Regions from separate parts of the Mus musculus genome. Here region 1 is linked to region 2. The links are chromatin loops, found by intact Hi-C in ENCODE. Cell type or tissue: left cerebral cortex. All regions are shown on one strand. Links, peaks and the distances in the headings refer to the core of each region. The heading gives the core; the rest is flanking DNA. Region 1 overlaps Spen (spen family transcription repressor). Region 2 has its middle 14 kb from the start of B330016D10Rik.

Region 1 (8,324 bases), core at 139-8,138, 83 kb after region 2:
GGTTGGGGGTAGTACTGAGCATATTGATTATTGATTGATTGTGTGTGGGTAGTACTGAGGATTGAAGCTTATGGCTGCCAGTGACACCTCCAGGTCTCTTTGAGTTTGTTGGCTTTGAGCTTACTCTGCAGCCTAGGCTGGCGCTGAACCTGTGGTTCTCCTGCCTCAGCCTCCAAGTAGCTAGGATGACAGGCCTGTCCTTATACACAAGAGGACTGTTGATCTGTAACTATGTAGTATGGACGAACGTTTACTTTTGTTTATAGTTGTATCGATATCATCATAGTCTCATGTAGCATAGGCTGACCTTGAACTTGTGACCTCCCTGCCTCCACCTCCTGACGTTACAGTGTGTGCCACTCTGCTTTGCTTTAAAACCTTAGGTTTTAGCTTTCAGGAGTTTGGCATTGGGAACATTTCTTACTTGAAATTCTCTGGGATGCTCAGTAAGATGGCTCAGCAGATGTGACCCTTGCCATGAGGGCCTGAGCTGGAGTTTGATCCCTGCAACCCAGATGAAGGGAGGACCGAGGCTGCAGAGCTGTCCTCAGACATCACACACATCAGACACACCGCACAGGAAGTGTTTCAGGGAGTGATTGTCAAGGAATCACAGTCCCTCCTGTGTGAGCATGTTCAGTGTCATGTCGCAAGGGCTCGTCGCTGAGTGACACTTGTTCTTAGTACACAGGGCAAGCAAGCGGCTCTAGGGAGTGTCTCTGAGCGCTCAAAGCCAGTCTTAATTTGTTAGCTGGCAATTTGAGGAAAATAAATTTTTTTAAGTAAACAGAAAAGTTGAAGGTAATTTTGTCTTTAATTCTTTTTTGTGAACAGTGCATCTGTGAATGCCTGGTACCCACCTAAGTCAGAGAACTGGGTCCCCTGGAGTCGGGATCTCAGTGGTTATGAGCTGTCTGTGGGTGCTAGGCTGGAACCCAGGTCCTCTGCAAGAACAAACGCTTTTAACTGCCGAGGCATCTCTAGCGCTGGAGCTAGTTAACTCAGTGTATCTAAAATGTTTTAACAGGGCAGGGCAGATGGCTCAGTCCAAGCATGAAGACTGGAGTGCAGATGCCCAGAGCCCACATAAATGCCGGTGGGTATGGTACCCTGCCTGTAATCCTAGTCTCGGGAGGCAGAGAGGGGTCACTAGAGCTAGCTTCTCTGCTTGAGAGGCGCTGCCTACCTCAGTGAGAAGGCAGAAGAGCTTTGGAGGATGACTCCCAACATCGCCCTCAGGCCTCCACCACTTGCGTATATTATACAGGTTTGGGGGAGAGAAAATGCTGTTTTAACATATAATCACTCGGGAGGCAGAGGCGGTCAGGTCTCTGTGAGTTCGAGGCCAGCCTGGTCTACAGAGTTGAGTTCCAAGACAGCCAGGGCTACACAGAGAAACCATGTCTTGAAAAAACTGAACCACCACCAAAACCAACAAACATTGGGTTTTTTGGGACAAGATCTCAGTATATATCCTTGGCTGGCCTGGGGTTTGCTTTGTGGACCCAGAAATCTGCCTGCCAGTTCCTTATTTTTTTTTTTTTTTCTTTTTTATTGGATATTTTTTTTATTTACATTTCAAATGTTATCCCCTTCCTGGTTTCCCCTCTGAAAACCTCTCCCCCCTCCCCAGTTCCTTATTTTTATTTTATGCGTGAGTATCTGTGCACTGTGCACCAGGTATCTCTGGGGCCCAAGGAAGTGTCAGAAGGAGGCATCTGGGCCCCTGGAACTGGAGTTGTCGATGGTTGTGAGACATCCTGTAGTTTTGGGAACTAACATGGGTCCTTTACAAGAACACTAAGTGCTCTTAACTTCTAAGCCACCTCTCCAGCCCCGAGATTAATCATTTGGAAAACTCTTCTCAGAAAATTTGATGTAATAACATCTCTGTACTGTGTACAGTGTAGTAATGCATACATACATACAGTCTAGCACAGTGAGGTAAAGGTAGGTAGCAGTGGGTCTCTTTAACTACGTGCCATTTATTTGTGATTGTTGAGGTTTTTGTATAACTGTGTCAGTGCTGGGCATGTGGTTACTGTCCCCTGTAATCCCAGCACCCCAGAGGCAGAAGCAGGGCATCTCTGTAACTTGGAAGCCAGCCTGGCCTACAGAGTGAGTTGCAGGCCCAGAGCTTAATGAAAACCTGGCATTTTACACTTGAATCTTATTAACGGCCAGCTTTGAAATCCTTGGTGCTTCATTTGGCTTAGGAGCCACTGCTAAACACCTGCGCGTGGCCAAGTGACTACGTAAGCACTAGAGGGGGCCAGAGCTGCCTGTGTAAGAGAATTTCACTGTGCACTGCGGGCTGGCCTGGAACTTGTACAGTTGAGCCAGGTCCCACGTGCGGTCCTCCTGCCTCTGTCCCTTGAGTCCTGGGGTTGCGGGGGTGGGAGTGCAAGTGAGAAGACAGAGGAGCTAACATAATCTTTCTGATGTTTGGCAGAGAGGAACGAAGAGGGTCCTATGAGTACAGTCAAGAACGGACATACTATGAAAATGTTCGCACTCCAGGCACCTACCCTGAGGACTCCAGGAGGGACTATCCGGCTCGGGGGAGAGAGTTTTACTCGGAGTGGGAGACGTACCAAGGAGAGTATTATGACTCCCGGTACTATGATGAGCCTCGCGAATACAGAGAATATAGGAGTGATCCCTATGAGCAGGATATTCGGGAGTACAGCTATAGGCAGCGAGAACGAGAGCGAGAACGGGAGAGATTCGAATCTGACCGGGACCACGAGAGGAGACCCATAGAGCGAAGCCAGAGTCCCGTGCACTTGCGTCGTCCACAGAGCCCTGGGGTGTCTCCTGCGCATTCGGAGAGATTGCCAAGTGACTCTGAGAGGAGGCTGTACCGCCGGTCCTCGGAGCGCAGCGGCAGCTGCAGCTCAGTGTCCCCCCCACGGTACGATAAGCTGGAGAAGGCTCGGCTGGAGCGCTACACAAAAAACGAAAAGGCGGACAAAGAGCGCACTTTCGATCCCGAGCGGGTCGAGAGGGAGAGACGAATAGTTCGCAAGGAGAAGGGAGAAAAGGACAAAGCTGAGAGGCAGAAGCGGAAAGGAAAGGCTCACTCCCCTAGTTCTCAGCCTTCGGAAACCGAGCAGGAAAATGACCGAGAGCAGAGCCCCGAGAAACCGCGGGGCTCCACCAAACTCAGCAGAGACAGGGCCGACAAGGAAGGGCCAGCCAAGAACCGCCTGGAGCTCGTGCCTTGCGTGGTTCTGACCCGAGTAAAGGAAAAGGAGGGCAAGGTCATCGAGCACCCACCCCCAGAAAAGCTCAAAGCCAGGCTCGGCCGTGACACTACCAAGGCATCGGCCCTGGACCAGAAACCCCAGGCCGCTCAGGGGGAGCCTGCCAAGTCGGACCCGGCCCGAGGGAAAGCGCTGAGGGAGAAGGTCCTCCCGAGCCACGCGGAGGTGGGGGAGAAGGAGGGCAGGACTAAGCTCCGGAAACACCTCAAGGCCGAGCAGACGCCCGAGCTCAGCGCTCTGGACCTGGAGAAGCTGGAAGCCAGGAAAAGGCGCTTTGCAGATTCTGGCTTGAAAATAGAAAAGCAAAAACCAGAAATCAAGAAAACCAGCCCCGAGACAGAGGATACTCGAATACTTTTAAAGAAGCAGCCTGACACATCAAGAGATGGTGTTTTGCTGAGGGAAGGAGAGTCTGAAAGAAAGCCTGTGAGAAAAGAAATCCTTAAAAGGGAATCAAAAAAAACTAAGCTGGAAAGACTTAATTCAGCTCTCAGCCCCAAAGACTGCCAGGATCCTGCTGCTGTCTCTGCAGGGTCTGGCTCTCGGCCCAGCTCAGACGTACACGCAGGACTGGGAGAACTAACACACGGATCTGTGGAGACTCAAGAAACCCAGCCCAAAAAAGCCATCCCCTCAAAACCTCAGCCCAAACAGCTGCAGCTCCTAGAGAATCAAGGGCCTGAGAAAGAGGAAGTGAGGAAAAACTATTGCCGGCCTCGTGAGGAACCAGCGGAACACAGAGCAGGCCAGGAGAAGCCCCACGGAGGGAATGCGGAAGAGAAACTTGGCATTGACATTGATCACACGCAGAGCTACCGGAAACAGATGGAGCAGAGCCGCCGGAAGCAGCGGATGGAGATGGAGATCGCCAAGGCTGAGAAGTTTGGCAGTCCGAAGAAAGATGTAGATGACTACGAAAGGCGCAGCCTTGTCCACGAGGTGGGCAAGCCCCCTCAGGATGTCACTGATGACTCCCCGCCCAGCAAGAAGCGAAGGACGGATCACGTGGATTTCGATATCTGTACCAAAAGAGAGAGAAACTACCGAAGTTCACGCCAGATCAGCGAGGACTCAGAAAGAACCAGCTGCTCTCCGAGTGTCCGCCACGGCTCCTTCCATGACGATGATGACCCCAGGGGCTCCCCTAGGCTAGTGTCAGTAAAAGGGTCCCCTAAAGGGGATGAGAAAGGCCTCCCCTATCCTAACGCAGCAGTGAGAGACGATCCATTAAAATGCAATCCTTACGATTCTGGCAAGAGAGAACAGACAGCAGACACGGCCAAAATCAAACTGTCTGTCTTGAATTCTGAAGGGGAACCAAGCCGGTGGGACCCTCCGATGAAACAGGACCCCAGCCGGTTTGATGTCAGTTTCCCAAACAGTGTAATTAAGAGAGACAGTCTACGAAAGAGGTCTGTGCGCGATCTGGAACCTGGTGAGGTGCCCTCTGATTCTGATGAGGACGCCGAGCACAGGTCCCAGTCCCCCAGAGCTTCCAGCTTCTATGACAGCCCTCGGCTGTCTTTTTTATTGAGGGACAGAGACCAAAAACTACGTGAGCGAGATGAAAGACTCGCTAGCTCTTTAGAAAGGAATAAATTTTACTCTTTTGCACTGGATAAGACAATCACACCAGACACTAAAGCTTTGCTTGAAAGAGCCAAATCCCTCTCATCATCCCGTGAAGAAAATTGGTCTTTCCTTGACTGGGACTCGCGGTTTGCTAATTTTCGAAACAACAAAGATAAAGAAAAGGTTGACTCGGCCCCCAGGCCTATTCCGTCCTGGTACATGAAGAAGAAGAAAATCAGGACGGACTCGGAGGGGAAACTGGCTGATAAAAAGGACGAGCGCAGGGAGGAGGAGCAGGAGAGGCAGGAGTTGTTCGCCTCTCGGTTCTTACACAGCTCCATCTTTGAGCAAGACTCCAAGAGGCTGCAGCACCTTGAGAGGAAGAGCGAGGAGCCCGACCTCCCCCCCGGGGGGCTGTACGGCAGGCAGGCGTCTGAGGGTGCAAACAGCACGAGTGATTCGGTGCAGGAGCCAGTGGTCCTGTTCCACAGCAGATTCATGGAGCTGACGCGGATGCAGCAGAAGGAGAAGGAGAAGGACCAGAAGCCCAAAGAGGCTGAGAAGCAGGAAGAGCCGGAGACTCATCCCAAGACTCCAGAGCCTGCTGCAGAGACTAAAGAGCCGGAGCCGAAAGCCCCTGTTTCAGCTGGGCTTCCTGCCGTCACCGTCACCGTCGTGACACCAGAGCCAGCATCCTCCGCCCCTGAGAAGGCTGAGGAGGCAGCGGAGGCTCCTTCACCAGCAGGAGAGAAGCCTGCAGAGCCCGCTCCTGTCTCGGAAGAAACAAAGCTTGTGTCTGAGCCTGCGTCTGTACCCGTGGAGCAGCCCAGGCAGTCAGATGTACCCCCCGGAGAGGACAGCCGGGATAGCCAGGACAGCGCTGCCTTGGCACCTTCAGCTCCTCAAGAAAGCGCAGCTACTGACGCCGTCCCTTGTGTGAATGCTGAACCTCTGACTCCCGGAACCACAGTTTCCCAGGTAGAAAGCAGTGTAGACCCCAAACCTAGCAGTCCCCAGCCCCTTTCAAAACTGACTCAGAGGTCCGAGGAAGCCGAAGAGGGGAAAGTGGAGAAGCCAGACACAACTCCAAGCACTGAGCCTGACGCCACTCAGAACGCTGGGGTTGCATCAGAAGCTCAGCCCCCCGCTTCTGAAGATGTAGAAGCCAATCCTCCAGTCGCTGCAAAAGACAGGAAGACTAACAAGAGCAAGCGTTCCAAGACGTCCGTCCAGGCGGCTGCCGCCAGCGTCGTGGAGAAGCCTGTCACCAGGAAGAGCGAGAGGATAGACCGGGAAAAGCTGAAGAGGTCCAGCTCTCCTCGTGGAGAAGCACAGAAGCTGCTGGAACTAAAGATGGAGGCAGAGAAGATTACAAGGACTGCGTCGAAAAGCTCTGGGGGAGACACGGAGCACCCTGAGCCTAGCTTGCCTCTCAGCAGGAGCAGGCGCCGGAACGTGAGGAGTGTTTATGCCACCATGACCGACCACGAGAGCCGGTCCCCGGCCAAGGAGCCTGTGGAGCAGCCCAGAGTGACCAGGAAGAGACTGGAGCGGGAGCTGCAGGAGGCGGTGGTACCTCCCACCACCCCTCGGAGGGGAAGGCCCCCCAAGACCCGCCGGCGTGCCGAGGAAGACGGTGAGCATGAGAGGAAAGAGCCTGCAGAGACACCCAGGCCCGCTGAGGGCTGGCGGTCACCGAGGTCTCAGAAGTCGGCAGCTGCTGCTGGACCCCAAGGGAAAAGGGGGAGGAATGAGCAGAAGGTTGAGGCTGCCGCTGAGGCCGGTGCCCAGGCGAGCACGAGGGAAGGTAACCCTAAGTCCAGAGGCGAGAGAGAGGCAGCAAGTGAGCCCAAACGGGACAGGAGAGACCCCAGCACAGACAAGAACGGACCCGACACCTTCCCAGTTGAGGTCCTGGAGAGAAAACCTCCTGAGAAAACCTACAAATCAAAGAGGGGCCGTGCTCGGAGCACGAGGTCAGCGATGGACAGGGCCGCGCATCAGAGAAGCCTGGAAATGGCCGCCCGGGCAGCAGGGCAGGCAGCAGACAAGGAAGCTGGGCCTGCGGCGGCCTCTCCTCAGGAGAGTGAGAGCCCCCAGAAGGGAAGTGGCTCCTCACCTCAGCTGGCAAACAACCCAGCCGATCCCGACAGGGAGGCAGAGGAGGAAAGTGCGTCTGCCTCCACGGCGCCCCCAGAAGGCACGCAGCTAGCCAGGCAGATAGAGCTGGAGCAGGCCGTGCAGAACATCGCAAAGCTCCCCGAGCCCTCTGCTGCTGCCGCTAGCAAGGGCACGGCCACGGCCACGGCAGCATCTGAAGAGCCTGCCCCAGAGCATGGCCACAAGCCAGCACACCAGGCCAGCGAAACTGAACTGGCTGCGGCCATTGGCTCCATCATCAGTGACGCCTCTGGAGAGCCAGAGAACTTCTCCGCTCCTCCCTCCGTTCCCCCAGGATCTCAGACACATCCACGGGAAGGAATGGAGCCAGGGCTCCATGAGGCCGAGTCGGGAATCTTGGAGACAGGGACAGCAACAGAGTCTTCTGCCCCACAAGTCAGTGCCTTGGATCCACCGGAAGGTTCTGCAGACACCAAGGAAACCAGAGGAAACAGTGGTGACTCTGTACAGGAAGCCAAGGGGTCTAAAGTGGAAGTCACTCCTCCCCGGAAAGACAAAGGGCGCCAAAAGACAACACGACGCCGGAAAAGGAATGCCAACAAGAAAGTGGTCGCCATCACAGAGACTCGTGCCTCTGAGGCTGAGCAGACTCAGAGTGAGAGCCCCGCTGCAGAGGAGGCGACAGCAGCAACCCCGGAAGCTCCCCAGGAAGAGAAACAGAGTGAGAAGCCTCCCTCCCCTCCTGCGGAGTGCACCTTCGACCCAAGCAAGACCCCGCCTGCTGAGAGTCTGTCCCAGGAAAACAGTGCTGCAGAAAAGACACCGTGCAAAGCCCCTGTGCTCCCTGCCCTGCCCCCCCTTTCCCAGCCAGCACTGATGGATGATGGGCCCCAAGCCAGGTTCAAGGTGCACTCGATCATCGAGAGTGACCCTGTGACCCCACCCAGCGACTCAGGCATACCTCCTCCCACAATCCCCTTAGTGACCATAGCAAAGCTCCCACCTCCAGTCATTCCTGGGGGAGTCCCACATCAGAGTCCCCCCCCTAAGGTGACAGAGTGGATCACAAGACAGGAAGAGCCTCGGGCTCAGTCCACCCCATCTCCAGCCCTTCCCCCAGACACAAAGGCCTCTGATATGGACACCAGCTCCAGTACACTGAGGAAGATCCTCATGGACCCCAAATATGTGTCTGCCACAGGAGTTACGTCCACAAGTGTCACTTCAGCCATTGCAGAGCCCGTGAGTGCGCCTTGTCTGCAGGAGGCGCCGGCCCCTCCCTGTGACCCTAAGCATCCTCCCTTAGAAGGCGTGTCAGCAGCCGCAGTACCAAATGCTGACACACAAGCCTCAGAGGTTCCGGTG
Region 2 (8,324 bases), core at 100-8,099:
GTTCCAGACAAAGCGAAGCACCGCTAGGCATTGTGGGAAAGGACTTTTTTTTTTTTTTTTTTTTTTTTTTTTTGGAGACAGGGTTTCTCTGTATAGCCCTGGCTGTCCTGGAACTCACTTACTTTGTAGACCAGGCTGGCCTCGAACTCAGAAATCCGCCTGCCTCTGCCTCCTGAGTGCTGGGATTAAAGGCGTGCACCACCACGCCCGGCTGGGGTATCTTTTTAGAAAGATTTATTTATTTGTATATGCACTGGTGTTCGGCCGGCATGCCTGTGCCAAGGCGCCAGATCCTTTGGAACTGGAATCACAGGCAGCTGTGAGCCGCCATGTGGGTGCTTGGTACTGAACTCAGGTCCCCTGGAAGAACAGTCAGCGCTCATAACCACTGAACCATCTCTCCAGCCCTAGCTGGGACATCTTGACCTCCGTTCCTAGAACAGAGTCGTGTCATTTTCCATGGGATTCTCCATGAAGGAGATCAAATTCTAGTTAAGCATGAACTGGCCTCAGCAAGAATACAAGATGGAGGAACCTCTGTTCTCTCTTGCCCTGTCACATGGGGATGAAAACTCTGGCCCCAAACTCAGAGTTCCCCCTGCTGAAGCATCTTTCCAGAGTCCTAGCTCTCCCCTATACATGTGCAGGTTTGGGGTGTCTCTCCCTAGCTACACAGCGCCTATCTAGAACATGCCCTCTCTTGCCACTTTGGACATGGAGGGGTCCCTCACGAGCATCTAGCCTAACTTCTCCACTAGTGACTGAGACCCTGTCTCTGACAACTTTTGTTTTCATCAGTTGGAGACATTCAGTTTGGGGTTTTCGACCCAAATTAATCTGATTCAGGGGCTTGAACTTACAGATATCTGCCGCCTCTGCCTCCCAAGTGCAAGGAGTTAAAGGCATTGTCCCACCATGCCTGGCTATTTGGTTTTTGAACCAGAGTCTCACACTGCAGCCCAGGCTTTCCCAGAAGCAATCTGGCCTCGGCTCTCCCAGAAGTGGTTTGCAGGAGTGAGCCGCTGCCACATGGCTGTGCAGGAGAGTTTTAGCCTTACGCTTAGCAACTTTATAGCATGAGCTACTGGCTGGTCTTGAACCCTTGACCTTCCTGCCTCAGCTTTCTGAGTGCTGTGGTTACAGTTTGTGTGTGTGTGTGTGTGTGTGTGTGTGTGTGTGTGTGTGTGTGTGACTATGCCTGGTTTAGAGGACAGATTAAGCAATTAATTTGAAATCTTTAAAACTTTAGGGGCTGGAGAGATGGCTCAGTGGTTAAGAGCACTGACTGCTCTTCCAGAGGTCCTGAGTTCAATTCCCAGAAACCACATGGTGGCTCACAACCATCTGTAATGGGATCCCATGCCCTCTTCTGGTGTGTCTGAGGACAGTGTCAGTGCACTCACATACATTAAATAAATAAATATTAAAACAAAAACAGAAAAACCCTTTAGTTTCTCTCTCTCTCTCTCTCTCTCTCTCTCTCTCTCTCTCTCTGTGAAGGTTTATGAGCAACATCTATGTGGAGGTCAAAGGCCAGCCCTGTAGTGTTGGATCTTTCCCCCCACCTTTGGGTGAGTCCCAGTGGTCAACAGCCTTGTGAGGTAAAAGCTTTTACCTGATGAGCCTTCTCCCCGCCCCACCTCCAACCCCCCCCCCCCCAAATCCAGAGCACTGCTCAGGAGGAAGGAGGGAGCCAAGACAGAAAGCCAGGCCTGTTGAATTAGGATCAGCAATGGACGTCTGAAAGTTGCTGGAAAACGGGAAGAGGAGTCTTCAGAGGAAACAGAGCAGAAGCCCAGAACAGCAGGGCGACATTTCTAGCATTTTTGGTCAGTGTCCAGAAAAGTCACACTTTTTGAACTAGAACTCAGAAATCAGTCAGGCTTAGAGGCAGAGAATTAAGTGAAACTGCTGACAGGAATGTTGTGGTTGTTTACATTGATTAATTGTGTGTGTGCGCGCGCGCGTGCGTGCACGTGTGTACTCACACTGAGCGAGTCCATACAGGCCAGAGGAGGAAGTCAGGGTTTCCCACTGGACCTGGAGTTTGCCTGGCAGCCCCAGTGAGTCCCACCCCCACCCCTGCTGCTGCCCACCATATGCCAGGCTTACATGGTGTCACATGTATCCACAGGTATCCATGGTGACATATGCCAGGCTTACATGGTGTCACATGTATCCACAGGTATCCATGGTGACATTCTTGCCTTTGTTTGGGTGCTGTGGTTGTGCCACAGTGTCTTGCCCACTGGAGCTATTCTGAGACCGGGCCTTAGATCACTTAGTTGATCTCAGTTGTACCTTTTAGCTGAAGAGGGCCTTGCATTTACTTCTGATCATGCTTTCTCTGACTGGGACGCGGGGGAGACCGACAGAGTTTATTCTTTTTTTTTTTTTTTGGATTTTCGAGAAAGGGTTTCTCTGTGTAGCTCTCGCCTGCCTCTGCCTCCCGAGTGCTGGGATTAAAGACGTGCACCACCACGCCTGGCTCAGAGTTTATTCTTGGGTTTGTTCTTTTTATACATATTTACTTTTGCCAAGCAGATGGAACACACTTTCTTTCTTTCTTTTTTTTTTTTTTTAAGATTTATTTTATTTATATGAATACACTGTAGCTGTCTTCAAATACACCAGAAGAGGGCATCAGATACCATTACAGATGGTTGTGAGCCACATGGTTCAATTCCCATGTGGTTGCTGGGAATTGAACTCAGGACCTCTGGAAGAGCAGTCAGTGCTCTTAACTGCTGAGCCATCTCTCCAGCCCCAGGAACACACTTTCAAAGCTGTTGGTTTTGGGCCCTGTGACAGGGACTGAAGTACATATTTTACATATCAAAGCAGACCTGGCCTCCAGGTTCTCCCAGCATCCCAGTCTTTGCCTGGCCAACTGTGCCCCCAACCTTGAATTTTCCAGCCCTGGCAGGGACTGGGCTGTCTTTTCCCCAGAGGCTCCTCCCTGTATAATCCAGACATCATTTTGGCGTCCCCCTCTCTCCTCTCCTCTTCTTTCTCTGTGTGTGCTTGATCGAGCGGGAGCCTTTCTCTCTTTCTCTTCCCCTACCCACCTCTCCCCACGGTGACTCCCCCGACCTCAATCAAATACAAGCAGAGGCAAGCAGATCTTGGTGAGTTCTGGGCCAGCCAGAGCTACAAAGTGAGACCCTGCCTAAGGGAGAGAGAGAGAATTCATGTTTAAAATTATGAGTATATATTGCTGGGGTCGGGGGGTGCACACCTTTAATCCCAGCATTGCAGGGACAGAGAAGAGGATCTTTGAGTTCAATGCCAGCCTGGTCTACAAAGCACGTTCCAGTGCACCCAGAGCTGTTACATAGAGAAACCCTGTCCTGGGAAAACAAAACAAAACAAAAGATGTATGTATGTATGTATCTGGGTGAATATGCACCTGAGTGCAGGCCCCCTTGTCCCTTGGAGTTCAGAAAATGGCATCGGAGTTCCTGCAGCTGGTGCCACAAGCAGCTGTGGTAGCATTATAGGAGTGTGTCTTCAAGTCTGGCAGTATCTACATTTTTTTTTCTTAATAACAAAACAAACAAAAAACCCAGCTGGGCAATGGTGGCACAGAGGCCTATAATCCCTGCACTTGAGATGCAGAGACAGGAGGCTCTCAAGAGTTCAAGGCCAGCCTGCTCTACAGAGTGAGTTCTAGGACAGTCAAAGGTTCTATAGAGAGATTCTGTCTCAAAATAAATCAATTAATTAAAAACAAAAACTAACAAACCAAAACACAGACAAAGAAGCAGGGTTGGAGAGACGGCTCAGTGGTTAGGAGTACCTGCTGCTCTTGCAGAGAGGACCCGGGTTCAGTTCCTCTCACCCACCTGGAGGCTCACACCTGTAACTCCAGTTTCAGGGGCTCTTGACAACTTCTTCTGGCCTTTGAGGGCCCTGGGCGTGCACGCGGTGCGCATGCATACATGAAATAAAATAAAATAACAAATCTTAAAAGACAAAACCAGAAAAGAGTGGGGTTGGGTATTGGTGGTTTGTTCCTGAAATCCCAGCTTTTGAGGGTTTGAGGTCAGTGGTCTGCTTCAAGTTTGAGGCTAGCTGGAGATACTGTTGGGTTATACAGGGAGTTCCAGGTCACCCTTGAAAACTCGTCTCAAAACCAAAACCGTAAAGTACAACAAAAGTTTTAGGACAATGACCTCTATGCTACCTGGGTTCTTCCTCCCGCAGGTACACCTGCTACCTCCAGGGGGCAGCACTAGCCAGCCTGAGTCCAAAGTCCACCCTGAATGGCACCAAAAGGGAGTGCGGTGAGAGAGGAGGGGAAAGGAAAAGAAAAGGTCAGAAAGGGGCTGGAAATGCCCGTGAGGACGGCACATGCATCCACGCTAGTATAGATGCAAAGATTTCCTTTTTCTTTTTGACAAGGGAATTCTAGCACAAAAGCCATTTAGCCCGACTAAAGGCAAAGAGGCCGAGGCAGTGGCTGGCATAAGCCAGGCCGGGCTTTCAGAGGCGCCCACAGACACTTTTGTCTGCAGAGTCCCGGGGACGCACAGCGCTGGGTCCAGTAGTTCTCACGGGCGCAAAGGCGACCAGTAAGCAAGTGAGCGGAGCTAGGCTCCTGATCCAGGTCTGTCCTTCCTCTGAGGGCAGAAGAGATGCATTCCAAGATGTCCAATCAGAAAACGGGACTGGCAGGGCTTGCCGCTCCGACCCAGTGAGGTGTTTGTCGAGCATAATCAGAGCTTGCAAAGGCGCTGAGGCCCTTCAGATGGAAAGGTGCCCTGTGCACAAAGCAAGGTGAACTGGGGTTGCTCTGAGGGCAGCCATATTTTGTGGGCGTCGCCGCAGCTGTTATTTGCTGAGGCACGGTGGGGTGGGGGTTGGGGGGGGGGACGACGACGACAAAGTAGGTTAAGATCACGTGGGCACCGCCTTACAACGTGACCCAGAATTGGGCCACAGGAAACCAGTACAGGCAGACTCTCACATCAGGTGGTGGAGAGAAATTTCACAGTAAATAGCCGAGATCCCCAGGGGCTAAATGCTTGGCTTCACCATTGCACAATCGCCTAGAAAAATCTGCTGGGGCCAATTAGAACACGCACCGGGCTTCTGGCTTTACAGGAAGGAGACCCGTCAGCATTACTCAGCAAACCTCTTCCCTCAGCCTGCAATTGGCTTCTGCAGTTTTCTGAGAACTGGGCGTTTGTTCCTAATTAATCCTAAAAGGCCTGGTGCTGGGTAACAGCAGGTAGTCTAATTAAGCATCCCCGCGTTGCCACACTTAGGAAGACATATGGGAACCCCAAAGAGTTCCTAATGTCTCAGTTCCTAAATTTAATCCTAAACTGTTCCCCCGAACCCTCTCATGTGATTTTGGCTAATTGTATAACGTCTTATTCTCCGGTGCTGAAAGGAGGGAACGGGAAAACGGTGCCCTCAGTCGATTCTCCCCTTGCAGGATCGCTCAGGACCCAAGTGTCAGAAGATGAGGAAGCAGCCTGCAGAGTTTAGCAGCTTAGCAATGAAGGACACGAGAATGCACTGACTCTGTGTGTGTGTGTGTGTGTGTGTGTGTGTGTGTGTGTGTGTGCGCGCGCGCGCGCACGCGCATGTGTATAATGTGCATGTGCATGTGTGTGGACATACCTGGGAACCCACAGAGGTCAGAAGAGGAAGTGAGGGATCACTCTGACCTTTTCTCCTTTTTTTAAAGACTCACTGCTGAGCAGCTCATGGTGGCGTTCGCCTTTAATCCCGGCACTAGGGAGGGAGAAGCTGGAGGATCTCTTTGAGTTTGGGGCCAGCCTGTACTACATAGAGAAACTCCATATCACAACAGCAAACCAAAAAAAAGCAAACAAACAAAGAAGTTATATAGCATGTTAACACCCCGTGCCGGCAGTATCGTGTACTCTGGGACTTAATTTCTGATGCGCTCCTGCTTGACTTAAGTGTCTTCTTGACCTTTAACAGTTCTTTTCATAGGGCCATATACCATTCTCTTTCTCTTCGATACGTGCCCGTGGTGCTTGTATGTGTGAACGCCCCATATGAGGGTGTGCACAGGCAGTGGAGGCCCGAGGACGACCTTGACATCATTCTTTAGGAACAGTTGTCCACCTTTAACAAAATCATTATCATGTATGTGCACGTTTGAGCGGCGGTGTGCACATGCCACGGTGTGTGCAAGGTCAGAGGGCAACCAACTCTCAGGACTCAGTTCTCCCACTGTGGGAACTGGGATGAATTAAGCTTCACGATCTGAATTTGACCTCTGGATTGCAGAGGTGTGCGTTGACTTTATCTCATTTGACAGGATAAAAATAAAAACAACTGTGTGATGTAATAGATAATTACAACGCATGGAGTCATTATTGTGCAGACAGGGTCTCATGTAGCCCAGACTGTCCTGAAACTCACTGGAGAATAAAGGCTGGTCTTCAATTCTTTTCCTTTTAAAGATTTATTTATATGTAAGTACATTGTAGCTGTCTTCAGACACCCTAGAAGATGGCATCAGATCACCATGTGGTTGCTGGGATTTGACTCAGCAGCAGTCAGTGCTTTTAACCACTGAGCCATCTCTCCAGCCCTGGTCTTGAATTCTTGATTGTCCTGCTTGTCTCTGTCTTAGTTAGGGTTTCTATTGCTACGATGAAACACCATGACCAAAAGCAAGTCAGGAAGAAAAGGGCTTATTTGGCTTACAATTCTACATCATAGCCCATCACTGGAGGAAGCCAGGAAGGAGCTTAAGCAGGGCAGAAAGCTGGAGGCAGGAGCTGATGCAGGGAGCTGTGGAGGGATGCTGCTCACTGGCTTGCTCATCGTGGCTTGCTCAGCCTGCTTCCTTATAGTGAACCAGGACCACCAGGCCAGGGGTAACACTAGACATAATAGTCTAGGCCCTCTCCCACTGGTCATTAATTAAGAATGTCCCCTGTAGGCACACCTGCAACCTAATCTTATGGAGGCATTTTTTTTTTTAAGATTTATTTATTTATTTATTATATGTAAGTACACTGTAGCTGTCCTCAGACACTCCAGAAGAAAGAGAGTCAGATCTCGTTATGGATGGTTGTGAGCCACCATGTGGTTGCTGGGATTTGAACTCCTGACCTTCAGAAGAGCAGTCGGGTGCTCTTACCCACTGAGCCATCTCACCAGCCCATGGAGGCATTTTCTTAACTGAGGCTCCTCCTTCTCTGATGACTTTAGCTTGTGCTAAGCTGACATAAAACCAGCCAGCACAGTCTCCCACATACTGGATTACAGATGTACACCAACGCGCCCAGCTGCAGTATAGTGCTTTTGTTTGCTTTGCTTGTTTGTTTTTTTATTATTTGTTCCTTTGAGATAGAGCCTTTTAAAATGATCATTATTTTATGTGTCTGAATATTTTGCCTGAATGTGTATCTGCCCACTGCAGGCAGACCTGGTACCAGTGGAGGCTAGAGGAAGGCATTAGAAACCCTGGGACTAGAATGACACAAAGTTTGGTTTGTGAGCTGCCATGTGGATGCTGGGAATCAAATTTGAGTCTTCAGCAAGGTCAATAAGTGCCCTTAACTGCTGAGCCATCTCTTTAGCCATAGTAGCCCAGGCTAGCCTGAAACTCACTTTATAGCTAAGGATGGTCTTAAACTCATGGTCCTCCACATGTGTGTGTGTTTTGTGCATCTGTATAAATATACATATTTTTTTCTTTTTTTTTTTTTTCCTGGTTTTTGAAGCAGCGTCTTATATAACCCAGACTGCCAGCCTCAGACTTTGTACCTAGCTCAGGTTGGCTGTTTTTTTTGTTTTTTTTTTTGTTTTTTTAAGATTTATTTATTTATTATATGTAAGTACACTGTAGCTGTCTTCAGACACTCCAGAAGAGGGCGTCAGATCTTGTTACAGATGGTTGTGAGCCACCATGTGGTTGCTGGGATTTGAACTCCGGACCTTCGGAAGAGCCGTCGGGTGCTCTTACCTACTGAGCCATCTCGCCAGCCCAGGCCCAGGCTGGCTGTTTTACCTTCCTGGTGCTGCTGGCATTACAGGCTGCACCCTATGCAGCACAGATAATGGATTCATTTCTAAAATCCAATGAATATTTAATGAGTAACTGCTGTTTGCCAGACATTGGTTTAGAAGACTCTTATTTCATATGGAATAAAACACACAGAGACACAGCCAACACCACTTACATAACCTACCCAGGGACAGAAATGGGAATCCAGCTCCTTTGACTGGCCACTGAAGTTGTAAGAGTGAAGACACATGATCATTAGGACACTCTTTTAGCCAATTAGTGGCCCTTCTTGCATGGCTTCACTCATCCACATCTGCTTGCA

The links. A loop is a pair of places that touch in the nucleus more often than their neighbours do. Peaks named below come from ENCODE experiments on the same cell type or tissue, not always from the same donor. Only the 100,000 strongest peaks of a DNase experiment are listed, where the experiment ranks them.
Region 1: it touches region 2 in a loop (5-fold over the local background); 11 of 42 quality-filtered maps call a loop at or near these places.

Annotation. Positions count from the first base shown.
Region 1 is chr4:141,473,518-141,481,841 of GRCm38, reverse strand. It overlaps Spen (spen family transcription repressor), which reads left to right. Exons shown (of 16, transcript NM_019763.2): 11 at 1,028-1,096; 12 at 2,453-8,324. Among named protein-coding and RNA genes, the nearest start is that of Gm42337, 29 kb to the right of the region's middle. In left cerebral cortex, for the core only: no CTCF peak of the experiment used is centred there; DNase peaks (open chromatin) are centred at 2,256, 2,894 and 3,822; H3K27ac peaks cover 3,374 bases.
Region 2 is chr4:141,556,048-141,564,371 of GRCm38, reverse strand. No RefSeq gene overlaps it. Among named protein-coding and RNA genes, the nearest start is that of B330016D10Rik, 14 kb to the right of the region's middle. In left cerebral cortex, for the core only: CTCF peaks have their summits at 2,634 (motif pointing right), 4,225 (motif pointing right) and 7,811; DNase peaks (open chromatin) are centred at 4,284, 4,612 and 4,977; H3K4me3 peaks cover 1,287 bases; H3K27ac peaks cover 2,154 bases.